Linked DNA regions of Homo sapiens: region 2 is linked to region 1. The links are chromatin contacts, found by Hi-C or POLR2A ChIA-PET in ENCODE. All regions are on one chromosome and are shown on one strand. Each heading gives the region's core, a stretch centred on a gene start or an enhancer-like site at or near the end of the contact. The rest is flanking DNA. Distances are from core to core; before and after follow the strand shown.

The links. A loop is a pair of places that touch in the nucleus more often than their neighbours do. ChIA-PET counts read pairs that join two places held with the same protein, here RNA polymerase II (POLR2A). Pooled maps may share reads with other maps.
Region 2: a pooled map shows a loop between it and region 1 (10-fold over the local background). The contact joins the promoter of CALM1 here to the promoter of MOAP1 in region 1. A Hi-C loop is called at or near these places in 9 of 50 pooled maps. POLR2A ChIA-PET finds 5 or more read pairs at or near these places in 2 of 52 experiments (CD4-positive, alpha-beta T cell and CD8-positive, alpha-beta memory T cell).

Annotation. Positions count from the first base shown.
Region 1 is chr14:93,183,274-93,190,523 of GRCh38, reverse strand. MOAP1 (modulator of apoptosis 1) reads left to right here and starts at 5,627. Exons shown (of 3, transcript NM_022151.5): 1 at 5,627-5,714; 2 at 5,811-5,965; 3 at 6,162-7,250. The coding sequence starts at 6,282. It overlaps LYSET (lysosomal enzyme trafficking factor), which reads right to left and starts at 5,207. Exons shown (of 2, transcript NM_001098621.4): 1 at 5,039-5,207; 2 at 2,061-4,264. The coding sequence starts at 5,118. The coding sequence ends at 3,853.
Region 2 is chr14:90,392,452-90,399,302 of GRCh38, reverse strand. CALM1 (calmodulin 1) reads right to left here and starts at 2,274. Exons shown (of 6, transcript NM_006888.6): 1 at 2,070-2,274. The coding sequence starts at 2,072. RefSeq lists enhancers at 543-842, 2,013-2,062, 2,184-2,478 and silencers at 903-972, 1,013-1,082, 1,163-1,712, 1,723-1,882, 2,163-2,582.

The sequences.
Region 1 (7,250 bases), core at 4,378-6,877:
GGAGACTGAGGCAGGAAAATCACTTGAACCCAGGAGGCAGAGGTTGCAGGGAGCCGAGACGTCATTGCACTCCAGCCTGAGCCGACAGAGCGAGACTCTGTCTCAAAAAAAAAAAAAAAAAAAAGAAAAGAAAAAAAAATGATGATCTGCTATCACACACAGGTCTCCTAACCATCAATTTCAACCTCTTCCTCAATCCAAGAGCTAACAGATTAAAAAATATATTTCACTTTTCCCTCTTTACCTTACCTAAAAAATGCTTTGAACTATTAAATAGCCACAAACCAGAAATAATCCACAACTTGGATAAATAGCTCCTAATCAAAAAGCAGATTAAACCTGCAATCTGAAATATAGTAATTACATTTGGAAATACTGAATTTACTACATTAATCCTACTCTAATTATTTTACTATTTCTTCTATCAAGGCAAAAGGCAATATAATCTTGAAAGATAGAGATGGACTGAACATTTGCTTACCAAATCCCAAAATACTAGAATTTGAAGTATAAAAAGAGATGAATCAACTTCATTAAGAAAACTTTGCAATACCAGTGGCAACCTCACAAACCTTGCATTACATAACCTTTTTTTTTTTTTTTTTTTTTTTTTGCAATGGAATCTTGCTCTTGTGGCCCATGCGATCTTGGCTCACTGCCACTCTCCCTCCTGGGTTCAAGCGATTCTCCTCCCTCAGCCTCCTGAGTAGCTGGGATTACAGGCATGCACCACCAGCCGTGGCTAATTTTTCTATTTTTAGTAGAGACAGGGTTTCACCACGTTGGCCAGGCTGGTCTTGAACTCCTGGCTTCAAGTGATCTGCCCACCTCAGACTCCCAAAGTGCTGGGAGTAGCATGAGCCACCCCTTTTTAATAGAAATGGGGTCTCGCCATGTTGCCCAGGCTGGTCATGAACTCCTGGGCTCAGGCTATCCTCCCATCTCTGCCTCCCAAAGTGCTAGGATTACAGATGCCACCACTCCCAGCCTACATAAAGCATTTATAAAACAAAACAAAACTGAAATAATTTTCTTAAATCACTGCCTCAAGACTAATAAAACTGGCAACTCTCAATGATTTCCCTCAAATTACTCTCCTTTTTGAGAAGCAGTATAGAATGATAAAAAGCTGGAGATCTGAAGCCAACATCCTAGGTTCAAATCGGCTCTTTCACATACTGGCTATGTGACTATGGACAAGTTATTCCTACGTGTTTCAGGTTTCTTCTGTAAAATGACACTAGTAGCAGTATAATACCTGCCTCCCAGGACTGTTGTGAAGAATAAATGTAAATCACTCATAAACAATGTCTGTAACATGCATACTGAATACTTAAAAGATGCAAGTGATTTGGTCATCTGACCCTCACAAAAACAAGTATTTCAAACTGCTGCTTACTTTGAGGATTCCACGTGTTATATCAAAAGATATATCATTTCAGTAACTAGACCTTTGGAGGCAGTGAGATAAATGAGACTAATTGATCTGAAGGATCTGATCTGCTACTTTTACATCACAAAGGTACCTGCTTTATCTTTTAAGTAACAGCTTGCTATGGAATACTCAGCCTTCCTTTCGGGTTCAGTCAGATGTAGTGGAAAGATGAGGTTGCTAGGAAACTTTCAGATTTCTAGTAGACAAATAGAGAAAAACTTGTCAATACTATTGCCATTTCCATTCTTTGGCATGACTGGGCAAAGAGTACCCAGTGCTAAAACATTTGTCATTTGTGAGAAGCGCTATGCCTCTGTGGTTAGTAACGATGGCGTTAGAATGCCTGGTTATAACCCTGGCTCTGCTACTCGCTGTGACCTTTGGCAAGTTACTTGACTTCTCTGCCTCAGTTTCCTTATCTGTGAAATCTGGATAATAATACCCATCTTATAGGGTTGTTGGGAGGATTACATTAGTTAATTTCCATAAAGCTCTTAGAATAGGGCCCAACAGAATAAGCATCAAAAAGTGTTGATTATTAAAAGCATAAAATGTTTTCCAGTATTAATGACATAACTGTATAAAAATATATCTTGATCTCATGCAGAAAAGAAATGCTACTGTGTCCATGTTTTAGTTATTTGTATTAGTACCAGATGTGAGGTAGTACAAATGCAAAGGAGAAGGTACAGGAACACATCTTCATGTAATTAACCTACTGCCTGATGACCTGACCTTGGGCCAGAAAAGAAAATCAGAAAGATTATGACTTGATAGCATCTTTTAGAGGGGTCTCATGCATCTGATAAGGACTGGACTAAATTACCTGCTATAGGCTGGCCATGGTGGCTCATGCCTGTTATCCTAGTACTTTGGGAGGCTGAGGTGTATCACTTGAGGTCAGGAGTTCGGGACCAGCCTGGACAACATGGTGAAACCCCGTCTCTACTAAAAATACAAAAATTAGCCAGGCATGGTGGTGGGTGCCTGTAATCCCAGCTACTCGGGAGTCTGAGGCAGGAGAATAGCATGAACCTGGGAGGTGGAGGTTGCAGTGAGCTGAGATCGCACTTCTGCACACCAGTCTGGGCTACAGAGCAAGACTCCATCTCAAAATAAATAACATAAATAAATACAGCTAGGCATGGTGGCTCATGCCTGTAATCCCAGGCCTTTGGGAGGCTGACGCAAGTGGATTACCTTAGTTAGGTGAGGAGTTTGAGACCAGCCTGGCCAACATGCTGCAACCCTGTCTCTACTAAAATAACAAAAATCAGCCAGGCATGGTGGTGGTCACCTGTAATCCCAGCTACTCAGGAGGCTGAGGCAAGAGAATCGCTTAAACCCGAGAGGTGGAGGTTGCAGTGAGCCGAAGGTTCCAGTGAGCCAAGACTGCACCACTGCACTCCATCCTGGGTGACAAAGCAAGGCTCCGTCTCAAAAATAATAATAATAATTTAAATAAATAATAAATAACCTGCTAGATTTTCATTGAACACATTGTTTCCATCTTCTATTTGTAAGTTATTTCTAGCCTTTCAACATTTAACACTTAGTTTCTTCCCAGATAGTTTTCTAAATCAGTAGCATTGGAGCGTACGTTCTCAGGGCCTTCTGAGACTGTGTCACAAGTCATGGAAAAAAAAAATTTTTTTAATTAAAAATAGCTGGGCATGGTAGCTCACACCTGTAATCCTAGCACTTAGGGAGCCAGAGAGAGGAGGAAAGCTTGAGCCCAGGAGTTCGAGACCTGCCTGGGCAACATAGCGAGACCCCATTCTCCACAAAAAAGAAAAATATAAAAAATAAAACCATTAAAAGCATTAATAATAATTTAGCCATTACCAAGAGGAAGAACAAATTCTGCTTATCAAGACAGCCATTTCCTCAATAATTTTTTAGCAATGCCTCATAAGCTGACAGCAAGTCTAGACAGCTGGCTTAGCTGCAATAGAATGAATCGGTGTTTTAAGTGTGAAGAATTTTAAAGCAAGCCAAGTAATTGTATAAAATTTAAATTTTATGATCATGTCTGGACCTTTTTACACTTAACACAATGGAAATGTTCATATTCATTTTTTTCCCCAAAGGAAAAATTTCTGAATCATCACTATGTTGCACAGTAGAATAGAAATATGAATTCAGGTACTTAGTCAAGTTTCTAAAGAATGCAAATAACAGACATGATTTAACTTCCAAAATCTGAAGTCATCAACATGATTTTGTAGTACTCTATCTCAGGTTTTACCTAAAAATTCGTTATTATTCAGATAAAGATAGCTCCCTAATCACATGTTTTTAAAAAGCCTCTGCCCCACGACAACTTCCTGAGATCTGTGAAGAAACTGCAGTCTTGTGATCAGACTCCATATAGGACTGGCAGTTTTGTAATCGTAGGGAAAAAACGGTGACTGATTTTACGTGTCAATCAGTTGTAGTCTGCTGATCTGATTAGAAGCCTTGACAAATGCCTGGTGGCGATTGCAAATAACTGCCAAGCATATAGGGATGATACAGTAGCCCACTGTTTTGGGATCAGCTCTTGTACAAGAGTATAGGAACAAAAACATCTGTAAGTAAGGTACCAGAAAAATAACTGTCCACACCCAAAAAGGCAAGGAGAGTAATTGAGCTTTCAAGGAGTGTGTCCATGTGGTTCCTTCAAGGGGCTCCTCAGGGTGCTGTTGAATGTGTTCCAAGGCCAGCCTGTTGTAAGTCTCACTGATTTCAAAAACATAGTAAAATGCTGCTGCACTGGCTAACAGATACAATCCCACTCCAATCCATCCCATCCGCTGACGGAAGTTCATCATTCTCCATGCTCTGTGCCTTCAAATTAAAAAAGAAAATACAATTAGGGTCTAGTAATGCTGTCACGGCAACTACTCCAAATGTACTTGCTTTATCTCCAAGAATTCTAGGCCGGGCGCGGTGGCTCGCGCCTGTAATCCCAGCACTTTGGGAGGCTGAGGCGGGTGGATCACGAGGTCAGGTGATAGAGACCATCCTGGCTAACATGGTGAAATCCCGTCTCTACTAAAAATACAAAAAAAATAGCCGGGCGTGGTGGCGGGCACCTGTAGTCCCAGCTACTCGGGAGGCTGAGGCAGGAGAATGGCGTGAACCCAGGAGGCAGAGCTTGCAGAGAGCCGAGATCACGCCACTGCACTCCAGCCTGGGCGACAGAGCGAGACTCTGTCTAATTAAAAAAAAAAAAAAAGAATTCTAAAATATCCCACTAACACACTTAAGATTTAAAATAATTAAATTAAACACCTATTAAGAAATGTAAAACTTACAGGTTGTTTTGTGTAATACTTACAATCAAGTAAAACAACACACACAAAAAAACAAAAAACCATTGATTTCAGTATATACTGAGTTCTGCTTTTTAACGGGAATCCCTCAGAATAAATCACTGCATCCTACTTAAACAGGTCCATAATACCCGCCCTCCAGAAACTGGAATTAAACTAGTTTCTCACAGCACATTTCACTTTGACAGGTGAAACACTTTCTGGCATAACAGTACTGCTTCAGACGTGAACGCGGGGTGCTACAAGTCAAGCCCCCAAGTTAAGACAGTAACTCCTAAGCACTTACAATGGTCCCGAAAATCTTCCTGTTCCCACGGCAAGCGTTAAAGAGTCACTCAGCTCTGAATAATCGGGTGGCTTTGGCATTTCAGAGAAAGCCAACATAAAATAAATCCCCTGGGTCACCCGGCTAGGAGAAAGGTGAGCGCCGCCAGCCTGGAGCACCAGCTACTAGTGATTAAGAACGGCGTGACTGCGGCGGGTCACGCGCGGCCCGGCCCCCGTCGCCGCCGCCGGAGACCCGCTCTGAGAACCTGACCCGGCAGGGAGGCGTCCCCGCCACTTGGGCCTCCGGGCGGCCGGCCCCGCCCCCTGCCGCGCTGCAGCGCCGGCACGCCGCGACCAAGGCTGCGCAGGCGGCGCCAGGCCCGGGCCTCGCCGCCTTGCAGCGCCGCGAGCCCAGCGCCCGTCAGCGGTCGCCGGCGGAGCCTGCTTGCAAAGCTGAGGTCCCGGATCTCACCTTCCTGTCCCGTGGTGGCCAGCCCGCCCGCCGTCCCGGATGCCGCCGCAGTCGGAGCTTCCGGCTCGGGCCGGAAGCGCGCGCGCCCCGCCCCCGAGGCCCGCCCCTCATGACGTCAGATCGCCCCCGCCCGCCGCGCAGCTTCCCCGAGCGAGACCAAAACAGGTGGAATCCGGGCTGGAGCCGGAGCTCCGGCGGCGCGGGTGGCGGCACGTCCCTCCAGGTGGGTGGCTCTCTGGGTCTGGCGACTCAGCGCTCCTCAGCCTTGCCCCCTGGTGCCCGCTCGCGACTGTCATCGCCCCATCACTTCTCGTTGCAGACAGTACCACAGGCACCTGGAGTACCGGCATCGGTCGCTGTGGCCCCCGAGTGTCCGTCAGAGCCTAGGGGAGCCTGCCCTCCCGCGCCTCGTCGGGGCCCGGCCAGGCACCTTGGCCGCCGGCGCACGGACGCGGGCACGAGCACTAGATCACGGTGAGTGGAAGCGGGCCCGACGCGGCCCTGCAGGCCCGACATCCGCCAGGCACCAGGGCTGGGAGGGGTGAGGGGCGCGCGCCGCAGTGCGGCTGCCCTGGCGTCGCCGCTGGGGGCAGGGCGCGCGGGGCTTGGGGCCTGCACGCTTGCCCTGGACGTTGGCACCTTTAGCTAACCTGTCTGCTCTGTCTTGCAGGCTGCTGGACCTCGGCACGTTGACAAGATTTCTCTGGGGTACCGCGGAGGATTACTTTGAATTTCGGTGGTCGCCTGTGGTCTGGCATATTTAGAACTTAAGTCTATTATTTCGGGCACCATGACTTTGAGGCTTTTAGAAGACTGGTGCAGGGGGATGGACATGAACCCTCGGAAAGCGCTATTGATTGCCGGCATCTCCCAGAGCTGCAGTGTGGCAGAAATCGAGGAGGCTCTGCAGGCTGGTTTAGCTCCCTTGGGGGAGTACAGACTGCTTGGAAGGATGTTCAGGAGGGATGAGAACAGGAAAGTAGCCTTAGTAGGGCTTACTGCGGAGACTAGTCACGCCCTGGTCCCTAAGGAGATACCGGGAAAAGGGGGTATCTGGAGAGTGATCTTTAAGCCCCCTGACCCAGATAATACATTTTTAAGCAGATTAAATGAATTTTTAGCGGGAGAGGGCATGACAGTGGGTGAGTTGAGCAGAGCTCTTGGACATGAAAATGGCTCCTTAGACCCAGAGCAGGGCATGATCCCGGAAATGTGGGCCCCTATGTTGGCACAGGCATTAGAGGCTCTTCAGCCTGCCCTGCAATGCTTGAAGTATAAAAAGCTGAGAGTGTTCTCGGGCAGGGAGTCTCCAGAACCAGGAGAAGAAGAATTTGGACGCTGGATGTTTCATACTACTCAGATGATAAAGGCGTGGCAGGTGCCAGATGTAGAGAAGAGAAGGCGATTGCTAGAGAGCCTTCGAGGCCCAGCACTTGATGTTATTCGTGTCCTCAAGATAAACAATCCTTTAATTACTGTCGATGAATGTCTGCAGGCTCTTGAGGAGGTATTTGGGGTTACAGATAATCCTAGGGAGTTGCAGGTCAAATATCTAACCACTTACCAGAAGGATGAGGAAAAGTTGTCGGCTTATGTACTAAGGCTGGAGCCTTTGTTACAGAAGCTGGTACAGAGAGGAGCAATTGAGAGAGATGCTGTGAATCAGGCCCGCCTAGACCAAGTCATTGCTGGGGCAGTCCACAAAACAATTCGCAGAGAGCTTAATCTGCCAGAGGATGGCCCAGCCCCTGGTTTCTTG
Region 2 (6,851 bases), core at 1,025-3,524, 2.8 Mb after region 1:
ATCTTACAAATGAAGTGTTACAAAACTGCAAAAATTAAGTACACAGAAAACTACACAATAATTATCAAACTATATATACTCCTCTCTTTTCTGGCAAAGAGTATCTACTAAATTTGCTGGAGAGTATTAACCCTACCTACCTTAAGAATGACATAAGAACTGTTCTTAATAAACACACTTCGTTGGAGGCAGTAATGGCCACGAAGGTAATTCACCTGCATTATTTGGTCTCCACTGAACCTGTGCCTCCAGCCGAGGGAACTCGAGACCTCAAGGAGAGCTAACGTGGATTTCTCTTTTAAAGAAGGATGCCTAAGAAGCCAATTACAAAATAAGTCCTAATAGAAAGCTGATGAAGTTTATACTCTTAAGTGAAAACTTTAACAGTAGGAATGGTGTTCCAATATATTGATTCTGGGTGAAAATTTGTTTTTACAAATTATAAACGGATCTTTCTTTCTACCTCAATCACTAAAAATTGGCTTTCTTTAAATGACGGAGACACGATGATTTACGTAACGCCAAGGCAACATCTGTCTTGTACAACAGGAAGCGCTGCCACACCTCGCAAGAGAAACTGTCACCTTATGGGGAGAACAGTCCCACCTCGCTACAGAACTCTCTTGTTAGAGGGGTTACCAGGAGCATCCAACTTTCTCGACAACGAAAACCTCCTCCCCCAAATGGCGCTAGCCCTGGGGGCAAAGGTGTACCAGAACCCTGCGGGGAACCATCTCCCCACCCGCCAAACCAGAAACGCAGTCGGTGATGTCAGCCCTGCACGCCGAGGAGGAAGGGGCTGTGGAAAACACACCCAGCGAGGCGCACAGTCGCATCTGGCAATCTAGAGGCTGCAGAGAAAGCAGAAACGTGGAGGGCATCTCTCTGCGGACTGGAAGTGGCGCGGGGCGAGGGACCGGGCAGGGCGCGTGCCCGGGGGCAGGCGTGGGGGGGAAGGCGGCCCCCGAGCGGGCGTCTGGACGCCGCCCCTCCTCGGCCAGGAGGGTCACCACCCCCGGCCCCCGCGCACCAGGGCTGAGGCCAAGGCCACCCGCACCTCCCACCCGCTTCTGCTCCCCCAGGCGACGAGCCCGCGGCGCCGCCGCCTCCTCCCGGAGCAGAAACTTTGCGTCTCTAATGGAAACCAAGCCGCGCGCCAGTTCCCTCCTCCCCCGCCGCCCCCCCCCCCCGCCCCAATTAGCGCGAGCCCAGCGCCTCCCGCGGGAAGTGCCTCCTGGTGCACCGAGGCTCACGCCCGCCCGCACTGCTGCACTGGGTGGGGGGCCGCAGGGTGCGAAAGCGGCAGGAACAAGCCACGGCCACACCGCAGGGCCCCGCCCGGGCGCAGGGCGGCCCGGCCGCCGCTTCCGCCCTCTCCGCCCCCAACCCCTCGCCTTCCTGCCCCCAACCCCACCCTTCCCCGGCTCCTTCCTTCCCAGCCCACGCCCGCGCCGCGCCCCCCGGGAAGAAGGAGGGGAGAGCGACCGAGGGAGGGCGCCCAGCAGGGCCGGCCAAAGTGGGGAGGTGGCGGGCGCTGACTGCGCCCCTCAACACCCGGCCGGAACAATGTGCGCCACCGGCCAGCTCCAGCCCATTCATTCTCCACTGCCCGCCCGACCTGCCACCTTCGCGCCGGCGGAGAAGCGGGGTGGGGAGGGGCGGGCCGGGGGGGGGGGTCTAGTGCCCGGCCCCGCCCGGCTCCCAGGCCGAAACGCTGCGCTGCAGGCAGCCCGGGTGCGGCGCTAGTGGATGCAGTGGGTGCGGGGCTGGGCGGGGGGCAGGGGGATTGGATGCAGAAACCCCCGCTGCAGTTGCGGCCGGAGCCCCTGCCCGTGGACGGCCTACGACCAAGTCCAGCTCCAAGGGGAACCAATAAATGAAGCTCCCTGGCAGAGGTCGCCGAGATGCAAATCCAAAATGCAACCTCCTTTAAGCGCAGCTGCTGCGTAACACTCAGAAAAGAAAAACCTCCAAGAACCAAAAACAAACAAAAAACAAACAAAACAACTAGAAATCTGGGAAGAAATCTCGGGCAGCTGCTACGCCGGCATTTGCCACTCCCGACCTACCATGGTGCGAGCGAAGGGAGGAAGAGCAGAGGGAGCGAGGGTGGCTGCACCAGCGCGGGGGCTGCGACGGCGGGGGTACCTCCGATGCCGCTGCTGCTGCTGCTGCTGCTAAGGCGCGCTGTGCGCTATGCCGCCGCCGCCGCCTGCGCCGCCGCCTGACTACGAGTAACGGCACGGCGTCCACGACACTCCCAGCACCACTGCCGGAGCGCGAGTCTGCGCCCCGCGATATATATATGGTGCGCCGTATCCCTCCGCCGCGGCGGAGCCGCCTCGCGCAGAGCGGCGCTGCGGCAGCCGGGCCTTGCCCGCCTGGTCCCGCCCCCGGGTTCGCCAGGCCTCCCGCCGCCCCCTGCGCGCCAGTCGCGGCGGCCCTACGCTGGGTCGGGGAAGCGTTCTAGGCTGGGCGCGCGGTCTCGGGTCAGGTGTGGCGGGGAGTCCTCAGGAGACGCCCACCCTGGGCGGGGGCGAAGACAGAGCGCCTGCTTAGTCCAACCTGGGGGCGGCCCAGAGCTTCGGAAGCCGTTCACTCCGCTACCTACCCCAGCCTCACCCCACCTGGGTGACCCTCCCACCTCAACATCTCCAACCGCTCCACTAGGGCTGCCGGCTCCCGCGTGCCCCTCGTCCTTGGGTCTGCAGCGGCCACTTCCAGTTTGGGGTGCTGCAGGAGGTCCTGAGAGTAGGGGGTCCGCGGGGAGGTGGAGGCAGATTGGCCACACTCCTTCAGCTGCCGAGGAGAGGGGTCTGCAGAGGACGAGGTAGTTGTCCTCCTGGAAGAAATTGGTCCTCTTCGGATTTTGGAGCAGTATCCGAGTCAAATTATTTATGCTCAGTTGCTAAATCTGTGTCATGCTGCGATGTTTAATCAGTCTTTAATGTTTTTACGTTTCCACTGAATATTTTTTAGGATGCCTGAATATTTCTCCCCTACTATTTTGTTCTTTTTCCTGGCGCCCGTCTTACTAAAATTAGTGTACCTGTGCAGCTTCTACAGACCTTAAACCCAGGCTTTAAATTTTTCGTAATTTTCCTGATCCTGAGAAGGGTCAGAGTCTTTATTCATAAATCCATAGAAACAAGGGAAAAAATAGATGCTTCAAATCCTCTGCATTACAAGTGGAACACACAGCCAATTGCCTCTCTTATGGAGCTAGATTGTATTTTAAACTACAGTTTTGATTATATTCCTTTTAAAAGACTATTTAAATCTTTAAATATACTAGTGTTTTCCATTTTTTATTATATTCCTTTTAAAATAATATTTAAATCTTTAAGTTTACTAGTGTTTTCCATTTTTCTGTAAAGTAGAGAAAGAACAATTTCAGCCAGTAATGTGAACCCCAGGACTTGTAAAAATCTAGACAAAATGCTGCAGTTTCTTTTCTTGCCAAGGCAGAACACAGAATTTGATCTTCTGTTTTACAGGGCCCGGGCAACAGTTGGAGGTTATCATTTGCTTACTGTTTCACAGAATATGGCAAAGTGTGTGATTAACATGCTGTGCTAGAAAGGGCTTTGCTTGCTTGTGTTTGTTTCTGCTTTCAACAAAGTCTGCAGGAATATGTTTTTTAAAAAAGGAAAAATGTACAGGCACATTGCAAATGCCACAGGACTTCTTGGGATAACCTTAGACAAGACGTCAGCATCTGTGGAGCTGTTCCTACTGATGTTCCTTCTGGAATGCCGCAGAAAGAGTGAACCTGCTGTTTAATTTAAAGAGAGGCTGCAGCAGCAAGCCAGGGGATGCTGCCTTCCCTCTGCAGATTAGAAAGACACTATTCACTTCACAAACCTGATCCTAATCCCTGCAAAAAAATAATAATAATACTCCTGGGCTCATAGGGGAAAACCTGAGTAGGAATAAAGCGTGCATACTAATGCGAGAGTTGGAGATAAGGAAATAGAAGAAAAGGGACTAATACAAATTAATTTTAAAGAATATGCAATAATCCAGTCAGTTACAAGCCTAAATGGCCAAACTCCTTATTAAAACTGCATCTTGGCCGGGCGCGGTGGCTCACACCTGTAATCCCAGCACTTGGGGAGGCCGAAGCAGGCGGATCACAAGGTCAGGAGATCGAGACCATCCTGGCCAACATAGTGAAACCTTGTCTCTACTAAAAATACAAAAATTAGCTGGGTGTGGTGGCGCGTGCCTGTAATCTCAGCTACTTTCAGTAGGCTGAGGCAGGAGAATCCCTTGAACCAGGGCATCGGAGGTTGCAGTGAGCCAAGATAGCGCCATCGCATTCCAGCCTGGTGACAGAGCGAGACTCCATCCAATAATAATAATAATACTAAAACTGCTTCTTTCCTAAGGGTATTGGTATTCTTTCTCTGGGGCTTTTCATATAGTAGTTAGTGAAATACATTTTTTCTTTTTTTTTTGAGACAGAGCCTCACTCTGTTGCCCAGGCTGGAGTGCAGTGGTGCAATCTCAGCTCACTGCAACCTTCGCCTTGTGGGTTCAAGCGATTCTCCTGCCTCAGCCCCCTGAGTAGCTGGGATTACAGGTACAGGTGCCTGCCACCACGCCTGGCTAATTTTTGTATTTTTAGTAGAGATGGGGTTTCACCATGTTGGCCAGGCTGGTCTCGAACTCCTGACTTCAAGTGATCCACCTGCCTCGGCCTCCCAAAGTGCTGGGATTACAGGTGTGAGCCACCGCTCCCAGCCAGTGAAATACATTTTAAAACATGATATGCATTGTATAAGTAGGGGGAAATAATGGCCTAGAAATGTGTTTAATTATTAAGGATCTACTCGTTTCTGATAGTCTTCCATTCCTTGTGATTATTTTGGTTAAGTTGCTACAATCTATGGTTTTGAAAGCCAAGCATTCTCTAAAATAATATTTTTCCTCTGTCATTAACCTTATTTCACCTAAATATAACATTTTGAAACTTTTTATGACTTTACTTGCTAAAAACTGTACATTTCAGAATCCTTTTACTTAGTATAGTAAAATTTATTTTCCTGATTCTTCATATTTTACAAACTAGAGTTCTATTTTGGTAATTCTTTAATGTATCAAAGCACATCTTTGCTTTCAAGTTCATCGGGTTTATAATGAGGTCATGCTTGCACAGTTTTATGGACATGCTTTTCACAGTTTGACACTCTGAAATATAAGAAGGTCAAGTGACTTGCCCAGGATCTTACTGTGAGTCAGGGATGGGGCATAAAATAGAGCTTGAGTCCTTGCTCAGGGGCTCTAATTTAGATAATATATTCGTGGTCTTGATATCCGAACATTTTAAAGGCCCAATGTTAGGGGTTTGTCTGTTTCATAAAGCAGATTCTTCTGACTGCCTATTTAGAAATCACTGGGTTTTCATTATCAAATAGACTGCTTTAAGTGAATACACGTCCTAATTTATGAAGAGATCAGCAATCAGGAGAATAAACCGCATTATTGTAATATCATAATTTACTGAGAACCAAAAACCTATGGAACATTTCATATTTAAAGGAAATTGTTCTATAGGAAGTTATTTAAATAAGATAAAAGTAAATGGAAGAAAAGTAAAAACGATGCAGCCTCAAGCCAGGAATCTCATGTTTAAGTATCATTTCCGTCACTAACCAAATCACTCTAACCCTCTGAATCTGACAGAAAGGACACAGATGTAACAAGAGTTTTGTACTTGATGTAGAAATTCCTTCTAGCTGTGAAACCCTGTGTCTGAGGTTATATGATTATAACATATACATATATAACCTCTGTCATATATATGTATACACACATATACATATATTGAAGATGGAGAAATGGAGAATGCAAATGGAGAAATGGAAATAGTTTAAAAATAACAATTACTTGCTCGGCATGGTGGCTGACACCTGTAATCCCAGCACCTTGGGAGGCTGAGGCATGTGGATCATGAGGTCAGGAGTTCAAGACCAGCCTGGCCAACATAGTGAAACCCTGTCTCTACTAAAAATACAAAAAATAAGCTGGGCGTGGTGGCAGGCACCTGTAATCCCAGCTATTCAGAAGACTAAGGCAGGAGAATCGCTTGAACCTGGGAGGCAGATGTTGCAGTCAGCAGAGATCGCACCACTGCACTCCAGCCTGGGCAACAGTACAAGACTCTGTCTCAAAAAATAAAAATAAAAAATAATTACTCAGCATTGACTATGGCCAGGCCTTGTGCTAAATGTATTATTTCATCCTCCTACCCATCCTGTGAAACAGGTATCATTATTCTTACAAAGGAACTGAGGCACTGAACGAGTCAGTGACTTGCCTAATTTAAGTGGAACCCAAAAATCTAGCTGAGAGCCCAAGCACTTAAGCATTACATTATAACTATCTCCTGCAATGTAGTAGAATTTATTTTTATTTTAATTTGGGGTAGGAGGCAGAAGTGGCAAAGATTAAGATGAAAATTTGGTTTATAAAGAGATACTTCTTACCCAATAATTTAAAATACGATCATAGGAATGTAGTAATGGCTCTATTTTTACATAAGGAATATGGAGTGTTTGGGGAAGAAAACCTAAAGCAAAACATTTAATTTGTGATGCTTTCTAGCTGGAGGACACTTCTCATTTTGCCTCTGAGGTCTAGAGAGGTCAAGAGGCTTGCTCACTGTCAAACATCCAATTGTGTGTGTGAGAGAGAGGTAGAGACACATATGGTTGGTTGGTTGGTTGGTTTGAGAGTCAGTAATACCTCTTCACCATCCTCGACTCCCTCCTTCTCCACCCCGTGGTCCAATAGTACTTAGATGAATATCCACCATTCAGGATTCTCCGCTTCACTAATCATCTCCA